Linked DNA regions of Homo sapiens: regions 1 and 3 are each linked to region 2. Evidence: read pairs that join two places in POLR2A ChIA-PET (ENCODE). Cell type or tissue: CD4-positive, alpha-beta T cell. All regions are shown on one strand. Each heading gives the region's core, and the rest is flanking DNA. Links, peaks and the distances in the headings are about the cores only. Region 1 has its middle 320 kb from the start of OR4E1. Region 2 has its middle 400 kb from the start of OR4E1. Region 3 has its middle 7.2 kb from the start of LINC02332.

Region 1 (6,627 bases), core at 799-5,798, 74 kb before region 2:
TTCCTGGTATTTATATTGAATTTCAGTTATATACGATGTCACCACTGGAAGAGGCTATGTGAAGAGTACATAGGGTTCTATAAACTATTTTGGCAACTTGCCATGGATTTATAATAATTTCAAAACAAATACAGTACTATAGTTTCAAAAATTGCATTCTTTACTCTCACCACCAATTTTATCAGTAAAACCGCTAAGAGTTGGGAAGGTGTGAAGCCGATGGTAGTGGATGCAAATTTTCCAAAATTCTAATTTTCACTTGGAAGCTCAAATATTATCATGGGTGACAACCACTATTAGTTGTTTTCCTCAAAATGGCAGGCTCACATTTTATCATTTTCAAGAACATACCTTCCAACTACCCAAATCTGCTGTTCTGTCACTCATGCCTTCAAGTAAAAAAAAAAAAAAAAAAAAAAAGTTCTATGAGAAACAGCTAGTTTAGCTCACAACTCAAACAATACTCCAGTGTCTTTCTCTCTTGAGGCACCACCGTGTTAGTACACCACAGATGAACTTTATGCATACGTCCTATGTCATCACACAGAATATTTAAACGGTGTACTCTCAAGGGTCAAGATTTAATTTAAAAAATTTTGCTTCTACATCTAGGACATTGTTGAGTAAAATCTTTTTCTCTTGCCAGTGTGGTGGTAATGATTATGTACAATGACTACTAGAATATTTTGGGTTCATTTATTTTACCTGTGTTAAAACATCAGCAATTGCATTTGCTTCATCAGTGTAAATGTCAACACAGTGAAAGACTCAAGTAATATCAGCACTATTATAAAAATAGTTTTATTCTACCTCACAGTTTTAACTCTATCTCACAGTTTTCCCAAGAGGTCAGCAATATTTCTGGTTACTTTTTGCAGATACAGCTAAATACATACAAATATTAAAAGTACTATATTCTTGACCTCCTCATTGTGAGACATTAGACACATCATTTAATTTCTTTGAACCAGGGTACATCTTTTAACTACTATTCTAAATTTGCTCACAGACTGTTTCAAAATTATCTGGAAGAGAGCAGACAGATTAAAATTTCAGTTTGTTAAATAACACTGGTTCTTTGCTCAAAAAGCTTTCATATGTCTTTATTTCGCACTGAAAAACATAAAGATTTATTTTGGCAGTCATCTGACCCAGACCCTTCCTCTAGACTTATGTCTTGGAACCCTCCAATCTACATATTGCTCTAGCCAGCAATCTCTTCTTCTCATTTCTTTTTTTCCTTTCTCTGTTCTCCTGTCTTCTCATCTTTCCCATCTCTCTCTCTGTTTTACACACAAAATACCTTAAAATCAATTTTTGGGAACATTTATAAAATACTCTAGAAGATTCTTGCTATTCTTTTTGACTGCTCTGCATCAGGACCCATTTTCTTATAACAATAATAATTTTTCAGTCACTAATGAATGTCAGGCACTGTGCTAAATGACATTTTATGATCTCATCGTTAACCTTCAACAGCTCTGAAAAGGTAGTATTATTATTTACTCATGATCCATGTTCTACAGCCAAGATAATGTAGGCACAGAAGACAGAAACAGCTACTGAACTGATAGATGTAAACCTGACTTCGATGGCCTGACTATAAAACTTCCTCTCTTCCTGGACCCGCCTGCCTCCTGCCATAGAAACTAAAACTTCTAGGTATTCACTGCTATGGGCTGAACTGTGTTTCCACAAAATGTGGACGTAGAAGCGCTAACCCCCAGTACCTCAGAACATGACTCTATTTGGAGACAGAACTTTTAAAGGTAAAGTTAAAAGGTGGTCTTGAGGGTAACCACTAATTTAATAAGACTGGCATCCTTAAGAGGAGATTGGGACAGATAGCACAGGCAAAGGGATGACCATGTGAAGACACAACAAGAAGGCAACCATTTATGAGTCATGGAGAAAGGCCTCAAAAGAAACTAAACCTGCCAGCACTTTGACCTTGAAATTGTAGTCCCTAAAATCATGAGAAAATAAATGTTTGTTGTTTAAGCCATGCAGTCTGTGATACTTTGTTATGGGAGCCCTGGTAAACTAATACAGCCTACTGGTTAGGCTTGATGTGGGCACATGGCTTGGGCTCCAACAATTAGATGAATTGTTCCCTAACTTTCACTCAGGAGTTACTTTTGCAAAAAAACAAAAACAAAAAACAAACAAAAAATGAGTAAGAGTTTCCTTTTTGAGAGTGGTGGTAATTGCAACAAGGTGGACATGAGAGTTTACAGGCTACAAGGCAGTGGAATTGTAGCTGCATACATTGTCCTGCGTGAACAGTCTTGCATAAACTACGGGCAGTATCTGGAGCTCAGGAAAGGAGCCAGTGGGATACTCAGAGGAGTGCTTCTCCAGAGTGATTTTCTGTACTGCTGCTGACTTCATAGCTTTTGAGTTCAGTTCTCTGACCCTACTGGAGATTCTGAGGTAAATCCAGTATTCATTAATTTATTCCTTTTCTACTTAATTTAGGCAGAGTCCATTTCTGTTGCCCATCAGTAAAAACCTTGACTTGTATATAATCTCATTCCAGGGAAAATTTTTTAAAAGGAAGCTCGTAGGTACATGATCAGAGGTCATAGTAACTACAGGGAATTTAACAGTGCTTCTCAGAGGTAGTCTGAAAATATTGAGCACCAACTGTCTTTCGTAGTTGAGTTCTTACCTGAATTGAAATGTATCTGTTCCTATTCTAAGTTAGAATTAGATTTCAATAAAGGCAGAGACTGGAATAGCTTTGTAATTTCTTCTGAGTCAGCTCTGAACACACGTCCTGATGGCAGCAGGATGATGTTACGATCACAAGAGGGCAGTGCCTCCCTCTCCTCAGACTAACTTGGCTTTAAATCAGCCTATCTGCATTGAAAGGAAAGGACTGAGCTTGCCTGTGACTGGCTAGGGAGGAACCTGAGACTAGGGGACAGAAAGACTAGGGATTCACCCAGTAAAGAGAGCTCATCTGTGACTGAGGAGCCTTGCTCCATTTCAGGTCTTCTGTGATTTCAATAAGGAAGAAGAATGGAAACTCTCCTGGGAGTGTCTTTGGTGATTCTATGGCTTCAACTGGCTAGTGAGTTGGGGATTTTGGTGATGGGAATGGCAAGACCAAATTTTAGAGCCCACAGGGCTGAGGGGTGAAGTGTTCTTATTAATTTGGAAATGTAATTTGAAAATGTAATGACTGACTCCTGGTCCCGGACCTGTGTTTCTGCCTAGGGGTGAACAGTCAACAGGGAGAAGAGGATCCTCAGGCCTTGAGCATCCAGGAGGGTGAAAATGCCACCATGAACTGCAGTTACAAAACTAGTATAAACAATTTACAGTGGTATAGACAAAATTCAGGTAGAGGCCTTGTCCACCTAATTTTAATACGTTCAAATGAAAGAGAGAAACACAGTGGAAGATTAAGAGTCACGCTTGACACTTCCAAGAAAAGCAGTTCCTTGTTGATCACGGCTTCCCGGGCAGCAGACACTGCTTCTTACTTCTGTGCTACGGACGCACAGTGTTCCCCAGGAACCTGCAGCCTCTACGCAAACCCTGCCAAAGCAGCTTCTTAGAAGCCCTAATAGTGGGTAGAATTAGTGGTTATGTCTTTCAGTCAAGAAGAGTCTACAAACAGCTGGCAAAGTAAAAGGGGAACTCTTTCAAATTCGTGATTTTTTAAAAAGCATCTTGGACTAGGGGAAAAGGCATGAAATTTGGAACAGGAAATGGAAATGCCAGGCTCAGTTCTGCTAATCCTGGCTACATAGGGACATTGTCAGTGTAGCAGCCTTCAATTTCCTCACTTGAAATAAAGGATATGGATCAATGAGCCCAAAATATTACTTAATCCCTAATTTTATTAGGGAAAAAAATCACTGGGCACTTGTGGAAGAGGAGGAAGGCTGCACAGTTTTAGAAGGTCTCATTTGTCCTATGTGCAGCCCTCCCAAGACATCAGTGGGTCTTTAAGGTGCATGAGGTGGCTCTTAGGTTCCTCTAATTCTTGTATAAGAAGCAGTAGATTCATTAAGCATTAGAATTGGAAGAGGTCCTAGGACTCTCAACCAAGCTTTTCATTTTAGAGCTGAGGAGTAAAACCATTGCATAATAAGACAGACAATTTTCTGAATCTTTGGAGTGATAGTGACAAATATCTGGATCTGATTTCACCATTTATTAGTTGTATGATTCCCAAGCTTCAATGTCTCTATTAGGCAAAATGGGAATTTATAAGAAAGTAACAACTTTTCCCCATCCAAAGGAGAGATAGGTGTTTGACACTACCAGGTCCTAAAACGCTGTGTTTTGAAAGCAGGCATTTTTAGTACCAAATACATAACAGTTTTTCAGCTATTTATTCTTGCTCCTACTGAGAAATAAATACTGACTATAGTTTTCTTGACACAGTTTAGATACTACTGAAAATGTGTTTGTGGAGAAAATTAGAGCATTTGTATTTAGGTTCATGCTTTGGTGAGAAAAGTGGGGGAGGGCAGGGAAAGGTTGTGTCAGACCTTGACCCATTAATATTAGCTGTACCAGAATCACTAGAGTATCTTTGAAGATCTGGACTATTAAGCTCAATTCTGGCTTACTCAATCAGCCTCTGATAAAGTGATGAATTTCAATTGTAATGAATATCTTCTATATATGTAAGAGATTGGCTCAGGTTCACATTTAAAAAACCCAAACAATAATGTTTGTAACAAGATTGACGAGTTTTTTTCCACATAAAGGAGCTCTGTAATATTCAGGGCTGGTGCTGTAGCTTCATCATGTTACAAAGGAACTAGGGTCTTTCTAGCTTACTGTTTTTCACTCTTAATGTGTCACTCTTTTTTTTACACTTTCAAGAGACTGATAGAGATCCTTCCACTTTATACACCTTCCAGACTGAAAGAAGGAGAAAGTCAAGGGCACATGTACATGCTGGCTGAGTCAGTCTTTTCCAGAAGCTCCGCCCAATGGCTTCTGCTTACACTCATTTGCTAGAGTGGTATTCGATGTTTCCACCTCCTCCTATCTGCAAGGGAGGCTAGAATATCAGGATTATTATCTAAGTATATTTCTATTCACAGCAAAATTTGGGTTCTATTAGTAAAAAAAATAGGTGATGATGGACATTTTACAGACAATTAGAAGTTTCTGCCAGACCCTCAGTTTAGGACATATTAGGACTCATAATATTTTTGGTTCATAGTTATTTTTGAATTACCATATCCAATGTATTTTCAAGTTCTATTGAGTGTACCACCTACTAAGTTTTCCAGAAGACATTACAACCTCTATAACCTAATTCACCTCCACACCCAAATTTAAAATTCTCCCTAATCGCTTACTCCTCTGCCCCCAGCAAGCTTGACAGACCCCATCACTTCTCAGTATAGTGCTTTGTACACAGTGAGGGTGACCTTTTCAGAGTGCAAATTTGACCATGTCAACCACCTGGGTCCTCACTGGTTCTTAGAGTAGAAAAAAAATTGCTTCATGTGATTTACAAAACCCTCCATGATTTAGACTCTTAATACCTCTCCAGTATCTTTCCACAATAAGCTCCTAATTTATCTTTTTCTTCAATACTGGTCCTATCTACGTTTCTTGAATGCACTTTGTTTATCTTATATAACCCCCTCAAAGCAATTTTAGGATACATTCTTACTCTTTTTAAAAAATTATTTTCTCTTCCCTTGAGAGTAGAGCCCAGTAAATGCCTACTTGTTCTCATACGTCTGTTCAAGAGTCAGTAATAGAAGAAAGCTCAATACGCTTTCTTAGAATTGTGGACCACTGCCTTTTTAAATGGGCAGTTTCTCCTTTTATTTCTTTATTTAATTAATAATTGTCTCTATTATTACTCTATGTGCTCCTTAAGGGCAGGGACCATTATCTGTGCTGCTCAGCCTTGAATCTGTAACACCAAAGTAACTTAAGCACTAAGATAATCAATTTTTCCTCTTCTTTCTTCCTATTAATTTATTTAATATAATATCTTTATTTTAAGCCTCCTCTAAGAGTTAAAATAATGTTGTAGTAAAAGAACACACAAGAGGTCGGGCGCAATGGCTCACGCCTGTAATCCCAGCACTTTGGGAGGCCGAGGAGGGCGGATCACGAGGTCAGGAGATCGAGACCACCCTGGCTAACATTGTGAAACCCCGTCTCTACTAAAAATAAAAAAAAATTGGCAGGGCATGGTGGCGGGCACCTGTAGTCCCAGCTATTCGGGAGGCTGAGTCAGGAGAATGGCGTGAACCCGGGAGGCAGAGCTTGCAGTGAGCCGAGATCGCGCCACTGCACTCCAGCCTGGGTGACAGAGCGAGACTCCGTCTCAAAAAAAAAAAAAAAAAAAGAAAGAACACACAAGACAATAGGGCTGAGTTTTTCAAACTATAGTCCATGGGTATTTGGAATTGTATGAATAAATTGTTGGTGTATAATGGGGGTCAGAAAACTATGGCCTAGTGTTCAAAACAACCTGCCACCTATTTTTGTAAAGTTTTATTGCAAAATAGCCATGCTCATCTATTTACACATTGCTTATGATGGCTTCCATGCTATAACAGCAGAGTTTAGTACTTGCAACAGAGAGTGTATGATTTCAAATATATACTATTTGTCCTTTTATAGAGAAAA
Region 2 (6,627 bases), core at 996-5,995:
TGTGCCTGCAGAACTTTAATTTCTACTTCAGTGAAAATATAGGTGTTCTCATTTTTCATCCCCTTTACCTCCAAATCCATCTACAGATAATTATTATTATTGATGGAGTCTGGGGGAAAAGCATAAACAAATTATTTTCGTATAAACAGAGTCTGCCTCCTATGGCAGCAGTGGCACAACCCACAAATATTTCTAATATTTGAAAAGGACAAAGGTCAAGGTATGTGAAGAAGTATTTTTCTCAAATCTGAAAAATTGTGTTAGTGGTTTTTTAGGTTACAGATTGTGCCCGGTCCTGAGTGACAGAGACAGTCCGTGTTCTTCAGTACATTTGCGTGTGTGTGTGTGTCTGTGTGATTGAGTGGCCCTGTAAAATATGAGGCTCTGGGCAGGGCTCTTGCCTGAGTCTAAGGGTCATACTGTCCACAACCTTGCTCATCTTCTGTCCTTCTTGTATTTAAAACAAAGGGTCACTTTTCAAAGTTTGCCATCTTTGCTTTTGTTACTCTCCAGTCTCGTCACCTCCACAGAAGGCATGTAGCATCACATCCCCCATCAAGTCACATCCTGTAATAGAAGTTTGACATAATTGTTACTGTCTTGGTGCTCATGTGGTGTTTAAGGATGCTTTTTAAAAATGATATCCTGTAAACCTTTATTACATTCAGAGAGATGTTTGTCTCCTCACTATATCACAAGCTCTCTGAAGGAAAAACCGTATCCAATTCATTTTTTTTTTTAATTTCCAAGGTCTCAAACACTCTTAAATATATTGACTTAACTATAACTGAATCAAATTGGTGAGCTCATATTTTTTCAGTTCATACGTATGAATTAAATGGATGTTCTAATTACATAAAATTACATTTAAAGTATTTATCTTCATAAAAGCCACCGTGGGGTCTCATGGCCCTATTTATGGTACTCTCCATTCTGTGGACACTTCTGTTGTTTCATGTCAACCCACAGGTACAGCCCTAGGAAAAGACAGCTGGGCTGAGCTGTCCATATATGCTGAGGAAGATGTAGTCTTTCTCAAGGTTTAGCACGTCAGGAGGCATATAGGCTTCTCTTAAATTGAGGGACGGCTCTGAAGGATCTAGTAGTGAATAGTTGTTGAAAGATTTGAGAAATATATTGAGTATAAGGATGAGGGCCAGTAAGAGTAAAGAGGGAAGAATAATTATGTGCAAGGACAAACTAAATCATTATCAGCACATAAGAAACATATTTTTGCTGAGTATTCTTTTCAATTGTAGCTCTGTCCTCTAAAACAAGATAAATGACATATGAATATTCAAGTTCTAGGTTATATTTGAAATGCATATATATATACCTATATTTAAATTTTTGTCTTTATATTATTATCTTTATCTGTATCTATCAGAAAATCCTGGATCAAACAGAATCATATACAGCAAAAGGGAAAGTGGAGAATTCCAAAGAAGGGAATTCGGATTTTAAAAAATTTTTATTTCCTAAGATTTCCTAAGAAAAAAATATGAACTTTTATTTCACAGGTCCAAAATTATTTCTAAACTGTTGAAAGCCATCTTTTCTTTAGTATTCTTCTGTCCCTTTCATGTAACTAGAACCCCCTACCCTCAACCAAAAATAAATAAATAAATAGATAAATAAATAAGTAAATAAATAAAAGAGAGAGAGAGAAAAGGAAGAACATGGAAACAGAAGGTAATGATAGGAGAAAGTGGAAGGAAAAAAGGAAGACAGAAAAAAAAAGAAAAAAGATTTACTGGACTGTAAGATAAGCTATAAAGGAAGTTTGTATAAAATAAGAATTAGAAAAATAAAACATATTGCCCATCCAGGGTAATACGTAGAAAAAAATTTGAATTGATCTTATTTTTTCTCTCACAATTTACAGTCTTACTAGGGTCATTTCTTATAACAATATTTACCACAATTCTTGATTATTTCAGAGGAGTCCTAATCCACACTTTTCATATATTCTAATAATAAAAATTATTACATATATAATACATAACATGTATGTTCTTATTACTTTACATGACTGGAATGACTTTCACCTAAATTGGCTAATAAAGACCTTCTTGTCAGAACACATTCTTGTTTTGGGGGTTTAAAATGTGGACACTCATTCTGTGATCCTCTCCAGGCTCGAATTAGTATTACAGTTGAGGCACGTTGTCCTCCCGAGGAGGCCCCTCCCTTTCCTTCTCACAGGATCTTTCACATTCTTTACTATATCCAGAATTATTAGAAAACATCCCTCAGGTTACGGAATAATGACCTTTCTTTTTCCCTTCCACTCCACCCCTTTCCACCCCGGCTCTCAGCCAGGTTTAAGTCGGCGGGTGGGGCTTCCTGTCACAGAACGCTGTTTAAAAACTCAGTAGCATCTGGGCGTGAGCAGGCTTTGTCGGGTGGAGCTGATTGGTTGCAGGAGCAGCAACAGTTCCAGAGCCAAGTCATGACACCGACCTCCCCAAGGTTTAGTTAAATATATCTTATGGTGAAAATGCCCGGAGCAAGAAGGCAAAGCATCATGAAGAGGATATTGGGAGCTCTGCTGGGGCTCTTGAGTGCCCAGGTTTGCTGTGAGTTGGGGCTGTCCAAGGTGGGAATCTGAAAGGATTTAGCAGCTGCAGCCTTGTTGAGGGGAGGAAGGGCAAGGAGTTAAAAAGTCATGCAGTCTTTCTATTCACACAACCTGTGGGGGCATTTTCAGGATTCTTCAGATGTTAAACTGCCCATCACCTATGACTTTTTCTCCATTTCTGACCAGGTGTGAGAGGAATACAAGTGGAGCAGAGTCCTCCAGACCTGATTCTCCAGGAGGGAGCCAATTCCACGCTGCGGTGCAATTTTTCTGACTCTGTGAACAATTTGCAGTGGTTTCATCAAAACCCTTGGGGACAGCTCATCAACCTGTTTTACATTCCCTCAGGGACAAAACAGAATGGAAGATTAAGCGCCACGACTGTCGCTACGGAACGCTACAGCTTATTGTACATTTCCTCTTCCCAGACCACAGACTCAGGCGTTTATTTCTGTGCTGTGGAGCCACAGTGCTCCCCAGGCACCTGCGGCCTGTACACAAACCCTCATCCGGGCTCGGTTCCTCTACCAGTAACAACCACATCACGAGGCCACCGCAGCAGCATTTTGCACAGCTTAATATTCCTTTTGTACATAGGTAGAGTTTTAACCGTAGATTCTTTTTGGCTCTACAGGTTTGAGACTTTGGTCTTTATTTTCCCTTTTCAATACACACCTCCTCCTACCCTATAAATATCTAACTTGGAAGGAGTAGAGTAGCTGATAAGAGGACAGAATCAAAATAAATATTTAAGTGACAGTATGCAGGACTCCAAAAGGGTAAAAAGTAAAAAGAATAAAAAGAAAAGAAACACCATTCCAATAAGCATGTTGTTAGACATTAGTTAGACAGTGATCCAGCTTAGTTGTGTGTCTCAAGCACATTCAGGTCTACCTCACCACATTATGTACCAACAGACAAGGGCAAATATTTGCATACTATCCCACTAGTGCAGCAAAGTAAAATTTCTTTAAATATTCACATATTGATAAATAGCTGTGGAGAAAAAACTTTAAAATGTTATGTTCCCATATGTGTTTTTCAGGCTTGTTGTATAACCTAGAATATGATCTATCCTGGAAAATATAACCATGCATGATTGAGAAGAATGTGTAATCTGATCTTGGGTAGATAGATGTCTGTTAGGTCTACCTGGCTTTTGTGTTGTTCAAGTCTTCTATTTCCTTGTTGGTATTCTATTTGTCCTATCTATTATTGAAAGTGAGGTATTGAGTCTTCACCTGTTATTCTTGAATTTTCTGTTTTTCCCTTCAATTCTGTCAGTTTTTGTGCATCATGTATTTTGGGATATGTCATTAGGTGCATATATGTTTATAACTGATATATTCTTAATGGATGCCCTTTTATCATTATAAAATTTCCCTTTTTATCTCTAGTAACATTTTTTGGTTTAAAGTATACTTTGTCTAATAATAATGTAGTGACTCCAGTCATATCTTTTCCTATCCTTTTACTTTCAACTTATTTGTATCTTTGTATCTAAAGTGTGTCTCTGACAGTGTATAGTTGTGTGTGTGTGTGTGTGTGTGTGTGTGTGTAGCCATTCTGATAATCTCTACTTTTTGATTGGATTGTTTAATCCATTAACATTTAATGTTATCATTGATATAGATTATATCTGGCATTTTAATTTTATTTTCTTTCTGTCTTATGTCTTTTTTGTTCCTCTGTACCTCCTTAACTGCTTTCCTTTGCATTAGGTGAATATTTTATAGTATAATATTTTCATTCCTTTATTTTTTTCACTATGCTTTTTCAATTATTTTCTTGGTGGATGTTTTAGTACTTACAATATATATACATCTAAACTTGTCAGAATTCACTTCAGACTTTATGCTAACTTAACTCCAATGGGATTTTCAGATGTCACTTCTATATAGGTCTATTTCTTATTCCCTTTATTATTGTTATTCACATTATATGTATATATGTTACAAACAATAGGTTATTATAATTTTTATATAATTTTATAATTATTTCTTTATATAATCTTATGTTTTATAAGCTGAGAAGGAAAAAAGGAAAGCAAATATATATTGAAGTGTTTGTTGTTAACCTTCTTACTTATCATTTCTGGGTCTCTTCATTTGTTCCTGTGCACTTAATCATAGCCAAAAGGTCAAGAAGTGATCATTTGTTCCTGTGGATTCAAGTTGCCATCTGGTGTCACTGTCTTACTCCAATATAGTTTTGCAATCTGCCTTCCTCCTTTATTCTTTTATTATCAAATATGTTACATTCCTGTAAGTCCAATAATATAATTATATATGTATTGTTTTATACAGTAGTTATTTAAATCAGTTAATAGTAGAAAGGGGATAAATATGCAGTCACACTATCTTTTTAGTAAGTGTGTGGATGCAAATTACTGTTTGAAGTCCCTTGCTCCCAGCCTGAAGATCTTCCTTTATTATTGCTTGAAGGTGAGTCTGCTTGCAATAAATTCTCTCAGTTTGTATTTATCTAGGAATGTCTTTATTTTACCTTCATGTCTGAAAGATACTTTTGCTGAATATAGGATCTTCATTGATGGTATATTTCTTTCAGCACTTTGAATATATCTTCCCACTGCCTTCTAGCTCTGTTGTTTTTGTTGAGAAGTCAGCTGTTAATTTTATTGAGTTTCTCTCATAAATATTTGATTTTCTCTTTCTACTTTGAAGATTCTATTTGTCTTTTAACATTTTTGCTATGATGTGTCTGAGTGTGGATCTCTTTGCATTCATTTTACTTAGAGTTCACTGAGCTTCTTAGATGAGTAGATTAATGCTTTTTTGAATCTGGGAATTCTCAGCCATTGTTTCTTCAAATTTTTTTGTTCCTTTTTCTTCCTTTCCTTTTTCTGGTACTCTCACTATGCGTATATTGGTGTGCTTAATGATGTACCACGTTTCTCTGAGTCCCTGTTTATTTTTCTTTATTCTTTTTTCTGTCTGTTTTTCAGATTGCATAATCTCTGTAGATGTATCTTTAAGTTCACTGATTCCTTGTTCAGGGAGCCCGAACCTACTGTTTGACCCTCCAGTCAATTTTTTTATTTGGTTATTGCACTTTCCCAACTCTAGAATTTCTATTTTGTTCCTTTCATAAAAAAATAATTTTTACCACTTTATAGATATTCTCTGGCTGATAAGAAGTCATCATCATATCTTTTTTACTTCCCTCAGCATGGTTTTATTTCTTTGAGCATACTTAAAACAGCTATTTTGAAATTTTTGTCTGTGAAATCCAACATCTAAGTCATAGAAAAGGAAGTTGCCATTACCCAATTTATTTCTCTTGTGTAAGAATCACACTTTCCTGTTTGGGGTATATCTTATAATTTTTTGTTTTAAACTAGACATTTTAGATAACATATTATATTAGTTTTCTATGGCTGCTCTTATGGGTTGAATTGTGTTTCTCAAAATTCAAGATGAAATCCTAACTCCCAGTACCTCAGAATGTGACCTTATTTGAAAATAGGGTCATTGCAGATGTAATTAGTTAAGATAAAGTCATAAGAATGGACCCTAATTGTGATGGTTAATGTTAGGTGTTATGTTGATTGGACTGAAGGATGCCTGGATAACTGGTAGAGCATTGTTTCTGGGTGTGTCTGTGATGGTGTTGCCAGAGGAGATTGACATTTCAGTCAGTGAACTGGGAGAGGAAGACCCACACTCTTTGTGGGTGGGCACCATCCAATAGGCTGCGCAGCTACAACAAAGCAGGTGAAAGAAGGTGGGAGGCTTCTGGCTGCCTACTTTCTCCCATACTGGAGGCTTCCTTCTGCTTCTCTTGTCCTTGCGTTCCTGGACCAAACTGAGGTTTGGGCTGCTATTTTTTTACAGACAAATAACGAGATGCAGATGAACTGGGGAGGAAGAGAGTTTTTATTTCTGTAGTCAGTTACAGGGACATGGCCCGGAAATTATTGCCAGACTAACTCAAAATTACAAAGTTTTTTCAGAGTTTTATATACCTTCTAAGTTATATGTCTACATGTAAGTGTGCATTCATTTAAAGACATAAATGATTAACTT
Region 3 (6,627 bases), core at 859-5,858, 480 kb after region 2:
CATGCTAATCCTCCGGCAAACCTCTGTTTCCTCCTCAAAAGGCAGGAGGTCGGAAAGAATAAACAATGAGAGTCACATTAAAAACACAAAATCCTACGGAAATACTGAAGAATGAGTCTCAGCACTAAGGAAAAGCCTCCAGCAGCTCCTGCTTTCTGAGGGTGAAGGATAGACGCTGTGGCTCTGCATGACTCACTAGCACTCTATCACGGCCATATTCTGGCAGGGTCAGTGGCTCCAACTAACATTTGTTTGGTACTTTACAGTTTATTAAATAGATGTTTATATGGAGAAGCTCTCATTTCTTTCTCAGAAGAGCCTGGCTAGGAAGGTGGATGAGGCACCATATTCATTTTGCAGGTGAAATTCCTGAGATGTAAGGAGCTGCTGTGACTTGCTCAAGGCCTTATATCGAGTAAACGGTAGTGCTGGGGCTTAGACGCAGGTGTTCTGATTTATAGTTCAAAACCTCTATCAATGAGAGAGCAATCTCCTGGTAATGTGATAGATTTCCCAACTTAATGCCAACATACCATAAACCTCCCATTCTGCTAATGCCCAGCCTAAGTTGGGGAGACCACTCCAGATTCCAAGATGTACAGTTTGCTTTGCTGGGCCTTTTTCCCATGCCTGCCTTTACTCTGCCAGAGTTATATTGCTGGGGTTTTGAAGAAGATCCTATTAAATAAAAGAATAAGCAGTATTATTAAGTAGCCCTGCATTTCAGGTTTCCTTGAGTGGCAGGCCAGGCCTGGCCGTGAACGTTCACTGAAATCATGGCCTCTTGGCCAAGATTGATAGCTTGTGCCTGTCCCTGAGTCCCAGTCCATCACGAGCAGCTGGTTTCTAAGATGCTATTTCCCGTATAAAGCATGAGACCGTGACTTGCCAGCCCCACAGAGCCCCGCCCTTGTCCATCACTGGCATCTGGACTCCAGCCTGGGTTGGGGCAAAGAGGGAAATGAGATCATGTCCTAACCCTGATCCTCTTGTCCCACAGATATCCAGAACCCTGACCCTGCCGTGTACCAGCTGAGAGACTCTAAATCCAGTGACAAGTCTGTCTGCCTATTCACCGATTTTGATTCTCAAACAAATGTGTCACAAAGTAAGGATTCTGATGTGTATATCACAGACAAAACTGTGCTAGACATGAGGTCTATGGACTTCAAGAGCAACAGTGCTGTGGCCTGGAGCAACAAATCTGACTTTGCATGTGCAAACGCCTTCAACAACAGCATTATTCCAGAAGACACCTTCTTCCCCAGCCCAGGTAAGGGCAGCTTTGGTGCCTTCGCAGGCTGTTTCCTTGCTTCAGGAATGGCCAGGTTCTGCCCAGAGCTCTGGTCAATGATGTCTAAAACTCCTCTGATTGGTGGTCTCGGCCTTATCCATTGCCACCAAAACCCTCTTTTTACTAAGAAACAGTGAGCCTTGTTCTGGCAGTCCAGAGAATGACACGGGAAAAAAGCAGATGAAGAGAAGGTGGCAGGAGAGGGCACGTGGCCCAGCCTCAGTCTCTCCAACTGAGTTCCTGCCTGCCTGCCTTTGCTCAGACTGTTTGCCCCTTACTGCTCTTCTAGGCCTCATTCTAAGCCCCTTCTCCAAGTTGCCTCTCCTTATTTCTCCCTGTCTGCCAAAAAATCTTTCCCAGCTCACTAAGTCAGTCTCACGCAGTCACTCATTAACCCACCAATCACTGATTGTGCCGGCACATGAATGCACCAGGTGTTGAAGTGGAGGAATTAAAAAGTCAGATGAGGGGTGTGCCCAGAGGAAGCACCATTCTAGTTGGGGGAGCCCATCTGTCAGCTGGGAAAAGTCCAAATAACTTCAGATTGGAATGTGTTTTAACTCAGGGTTGAGAAAACAGCTACCTTCAGGACAAAAGTCAGGGAAGGGCTCTCTGAAGAAATGCTACTTGAAGATACCAGCCCTACCAAGGGCAGGGAGAGGACCCTATAGAGGCCTGGGACAGGAGCTCAATGAGAAAGGAGAAGAGCAGCAGGCATGAGTTGAATGAAGGAGGCAGGGCCGGGTCACAGGGCCTTCTAGGCCATGAGAGGGTAGACAGTATTCTAAGGACGCCAGAAAGCTGTTGATCGGCTTCAAGCAGGGGAGGGACACCTAATTTGCTTTTCTTTTTTTTTTTTTTTTTTTTTTTTTTTTTTGAGATGGAGTTTTGCTCTTGTTGCCCAGGCTGGAGTGCAATGGTGCATCTTGGCTCACTGCAACCTCCGCCTCCCAGGTTCAAGTGATTCTCCTGCCTCAGCCTCCCGAGTAGCTGAGATTACAGGCACCCGCCACCATGCCTGGCTAATTTTTTGTATTTTTAGTAGAGACAGGGTTTCACTATGTTGGCCAGGCTGGTCTCGAACTCCTGACCTCAGGTGATCCACCCGCTTCAGCCTCCCAAAGTGCTGGGATTACAGGCGTGAGCCACCACACCCGGCCTGCTTTTCTTAAAGATCAATCTGAGTGCTGTACGGAGAGTGGGTTGTAAGCCAAGAGTAGAAGCAGAAAGGGAGCAGTTGCAGCAGAGAGATGATGGAGGCCTGGGCAGGGTGGTGGCAGGGAGGTAACCAACACCATTCAGGTTTCAAAGGTAGAACCATGCAGGGATGAGAAAGCAAAGAGGGGATCAAGGAAGGCAGCTGGATTTTGGCCTGAGCAGCTGAGTCAATGATAGTGCCGTTTACTAAGAAGAAACCAAGGAAAAAATTTGGGGTGCAGGGATCAAAACTTTTTGGAACATATGAAAGTACGTGTTTATACTCTTTATGGCCCTTGTCACTATGTATGCCTCGCTGCCTCCATTGGACTCTAGAATGAAGCCAGGCAAGAGCAGGGTCTATGTGTGATGGCACATGTGGCCAGGGTCATGCAACATGTACTTTGTACAAACAGTGTATATTGAGTAAATAGAAATGGTGTCCAGGAGCCGAGGTATCGGTCCTGCCAGGGCCAGGGGCTCTCCCTAGCAGGTGCTCATATGCTGTAAGTTCCCTCCAGATCTCTCCACAAGGAGGCATGGAAAGGCTGTAGTTGTTCACCTGCCCAAGAACTAGGAGGTCTGGGGTGGGAGAGTCAGCCTGCTCTGGATGCTGAAAGAATGTCTGTTTTTCCTTTTAGAAAGTTCCTGTGATGTCAAGCTGGTCGAGAAAAGCTTTGAAACAGGTAAGACAGGGGTCTAGCCTGGGTTTGCACAGGATTGCGGAAGTGATGAACCCGCAATAACCCTGCCTGGATGAGGGAGTGGGAAGAAATTAGTAGATGTGGGAATGAATGATGAGGAATGGAAACAGCGGTTCAAGACCTGCCCAGAGCTGGGTGGGGTCTCTCCTGAATCCCTCTCACCATCTCTGACTTTCCATTCTAAGCACTTTGAGGATGAGTTTCTAGCTTCAATAGACCAAGGACTCTCTCCTAGGCCTCTGTATTCCTTTCAACAGCTCCACTGTCAAGAGAGCCAGAGAGAGCTTCTGGGTGGCCCAGCTGTGAAATTTCTGAGTCCCTTAGGGATAGCCCTAAACGAACCAGATCATCCTGAGGACAGCCAAGAGGTTTTGCCTTCTTTCAAGACAAGCAACAGTACTCACATAGGCTGTGGGCAATGGTCCTGTCTCTCAAGAATCCCCTGCCACTCCTCACACCCACCCTGGGCCCATATTCATTTCCATTTGAGTTGTTCTTATTGAGTCATCCTTCCTGTGGTAGCGGAACTCACTAAGGGGCCCATCTGGACCCGAGGTATTGTGATGATAAATTCTGAGCACCTACCCCATCCCCAGAAGGGCTCAGAAATAAAATAAGAGCCAAGTCTAGTCGGTGTTTCCTGTCTTGAAACACAATACTGTTGGCCCTGGAAGAATGCACAGAATCTGTTTGTAAGGGGATATGCACAGAAGCTGCAAGGGACAGGAGGTGCAGGAGCTGCAGGCCTCCCCCACCCAGCCTGCTCTGCCTTGGGGAAAACCGTGGGTGTGTCCTGCAGGCCATGCAGGCCTGGGACATGCAAGCCCATAACCGCTGTGGCCTCTTGGTTTTACAGATACGAACCTAAACTTTCAAAACCTGTCAGTGATTGGGTTCCGAATCCTCCTCCTGAAAGTGGCCGGGTTTAATCTGCTCATGACGCTGCGGCTGTGGTCCAGCTGAGGTGAGGGGCCTTGAAGCTGGGAGTGGGGTTTAGGGACGCGGGTCTCTGGGTGCATCCTAAGCTCTGAGAGCAAACCTCCCTGCAGGGTCTTGCTTTTAAGTCCAAAGCCTGAGCCCACCAAACTCTCCTACTTCTTCCTGTTACAAATTCCTCTTGTGCAATAATAATGGCCTGAAACGCTGTAAAATATCCTCATTTCAGCCGCCTCAGTTGCACTTCTCCCCTATGAGGTAGGAAGAACAGTTGTTTAGAAACGAAGAAACTGAGGCCCCACAGCTAATGAGTGGAGGAAGAGAGACACTTGTGTACACCACATGCCTTGTGTTGTACTTCTCTCACCGTGTAACCTCCTCATGTCCTCTCTCCCCAGTACGGCTCTCTTAGCTCAGTAGAAAGAAGACATTACACTCATATTACACCCCAATCCTGGCTAGAGTCTCCGCACCCTCCTCCCCCAGGGTCCCCAGTCGTCTTGCTGACAACTGCATCCTGTTCCATCACCATCAAAAAAAAACTCCAGGCTGGGTGCGGGGGCTCACACCTGTAATCCCAGCACTTTGGGAGGCAGAGGCAGGAGGAGCACAGGAGCTGGAGACCAGCCTGGGCAACACAGGGAGACCCCGCCTCTACAAAAAGTGAAAAAATTAACCAGGTGTGGTGCTGCACACCTGTAGTCCCAGCTACTTAAGAGGCTGAGATGGGAGGATCGCTTGAGCCCTGGAATGTTGAGGCTACAATGAGCTGTGATTGCGTCACTGCACTCCAGCCTGGAAGACAAAGCAAGATCCTGTCTCAAATAATAAAAAAAATAAGAACTCCAGGGTACATTTGCTCCTAGAACTCTACCACATAGCCCCAAACAGAGCCATCACCATCACATCCCTAACAGTCCTGGGTCTTCCTCAGTGTCCAGCCTGACTTCTGTTCTTCCTCATTCCAGATCTGCAAGATTGTAAGACAGCCTGTGCTCCCTCGCTCCTTCCTCTGCATTGCCCCTCTTCTCCCTCTCCAAACAGAGGGAACTCTCCTACCCCCAAGGAGGTGAAAGCTGCTACCACCTCTGTGCCCCCCCGGCAATGCCACCAACTGGATCCTACCCGAATTTATGATTAAGATTGCTGAAGAGCTGCCAAACACTGCTGCCACCCCCTCTGTTCCCTTATTGCTGCTTGTCACTGCCTGACATTCACGGCAGAGGCAAGGCTGCTGCAGCCTCCCCTGGCTGTGCACATTCCCTCCTGCTCCCCAGAGACTGCCTCCGCCATCCCACAGATGATGGATCTTCAGTGGGTTCTCTTGGGCTCTAGGTCCTGCAGAATGTTGTGAGGGGTTTATTTTTTTTTAATAGTGTTCATAAAGAAATACATAGTATTCTTCTTCTCAAGACGTGGGGGGAAATTATCTCATTATCGAGGCCCTGCTATGCTGTGTATCTGGGCGTGTTGTATGTCCTGCTGCCGATGCCTTCATTAAAATGATTTGGAAGAGCAGAGACTGTGCCTCTGTTTGACTGGGTTTGGTAGGAGTCATTTTCTGCTTGCTGGTGATCACTAGCTGGGCAGAGAAAAACCAAGGCATTTGTCTATGATGCTGTCCAGGAAGCCTCATTCAACAAGCTGCCTAAGTCAACCTCTTCTTGGAATAACCTCTAAAAGCTTCCGCTTAGCAGGCTATGCTGAGGGCCAGGAAAACCCACCTACCAGCTTGGACCCCTCCTCTCCCACTCTCATGCCACGCCACGGGACCACCCATAACAGGAGCCCACACACATGGGTGGCAGTGACCTGCGGCAGACAGGGACCACACAGCAAGTGTCCCCAAAATGCCACCCACTGTCTCCTGCCCTCCAGGAGCATTTCCTTTGCCTCTCCTCTCAGACTGGGTTTCCACTGAAACTGTGCATTGTCTCACAAATTCGTGGCTGGGGACCACCCACCACTCTGCTGCCTGATCCAGCCCCACGCCAGCCCTTTGAGGTGCCCAAGCTGACACCAGGAGCAAGGTTGAGAGGAAGCTGTGACCCCAGCAGGACTTTATGTTCCCACCATCCCGGATGTGAGAATGAGGAAAAAAGGAGATGAGCTGTCTCCCCACAAGCCCAGAGATTTGACCGAGGAGAGTAGAGGCCTCGAGCTCTCACCTAAGAGAAAAGACATGGGGCTTCCTGGGGTCCACAGCTCACTGCGCTCTCCCTCCTGAGACTCCTGCTGCCAGAGCACCTTTCCCCAGGGTCATGGATGCTGAGGGAAACACAACTTAGAGACCACTCCACCATCCACCCAGCAAGCACAGCTACCAAGACCCAAAGCTGAGGCTTACCAATGCCCAGGGTGGGAGGGGGTTCCATCCCTGAATAACTCCATGGTTCCCCTATGCGTCTGACCATCCCAGCCAGAAATACATAAATCATCTCAGCTACAATTCAGGCCTGCTTCTTTTCATAGGGATGAAGCTACAGGTTGAGTATC

Evidence for each region. ChIA-PET counts read pairs that join two places held together with the same protein. Peaks named below come from ENCODE experiments on the same cell type or tissue, not always from the same donor. Only the 100,000 strongest peaks of a DNase experiment are listed, where the experiment ranks them.
Region 1: POLR2A ChIA-PET joins it to region 2 with 5 read pairs; 3 of 35 experiments call an interaction of 5 or more read pairs at or near these places.
Region 3: POLR2A ChIA-PET joins it to region 2 with 5 read pairs; 4 of 35 experiments call an interaction of 5 or more read pairs at or near these places.

What each region holds. Positions count from the first base shown.
Region 1 is chr14:21,994,662-22,001,288 of GRCh38, forward strand. It overlaps TRA and TRAV17. Among named protein-coding and RNA genes, the nearest start is that of OR4E1, 320 kb to the left of the region's middle. In CD4-positive, alpha-beta T cell, for the core only: no CTCF peak of the experiment used is centred there; DNase peaks (open chromatin) are centred at 2,840 and 4,950; H3K4me3 peaks cover 2,073 bases; H3K27ac peaks cover 259 bases.
Region 2 is chr14:22,068,163-22,074,789 of GRCh38, forward strand. It overlaps TRA and TRAV22. Among named protein-coding and RNA genes, the nearest start is that of OR4E1, 400 kb to the left of the region's middle. In CD4-positive, alpha-beta T cell, for the core only: no CTCF peak of the experiment used is centred there; DNase peaks (open chromatin) are centred at 2,389 and 3,089; H3K4me3 peaks cover 1,478 bases; H3K27ac peaks cover 590 bases.
Region 3 is chr14:22,546,506-22,553,132 of GRCh38, forward strand. It overlaps TRA and TRAC. Among named protein-coding and RNA genes, the nearest start is that of LINC02332, 7.2 kb to the right of the region's middle. RefSeq lists enhancers at 3,762-3,901, 3,992-4,071, 4,082-4,241, 4,332-4,381. In CD4-positive, alpha-beta T cell, for the core only: no CTCF peak of the experiment used is centred there; DNase peaks (open chromatin) are centred at 2,066, 3,716, 4,566, 5,326 and 3 weaker places; H3K4me3 peaks cover 3,732 bases; H3K27ac peaks cover 4,859 bases.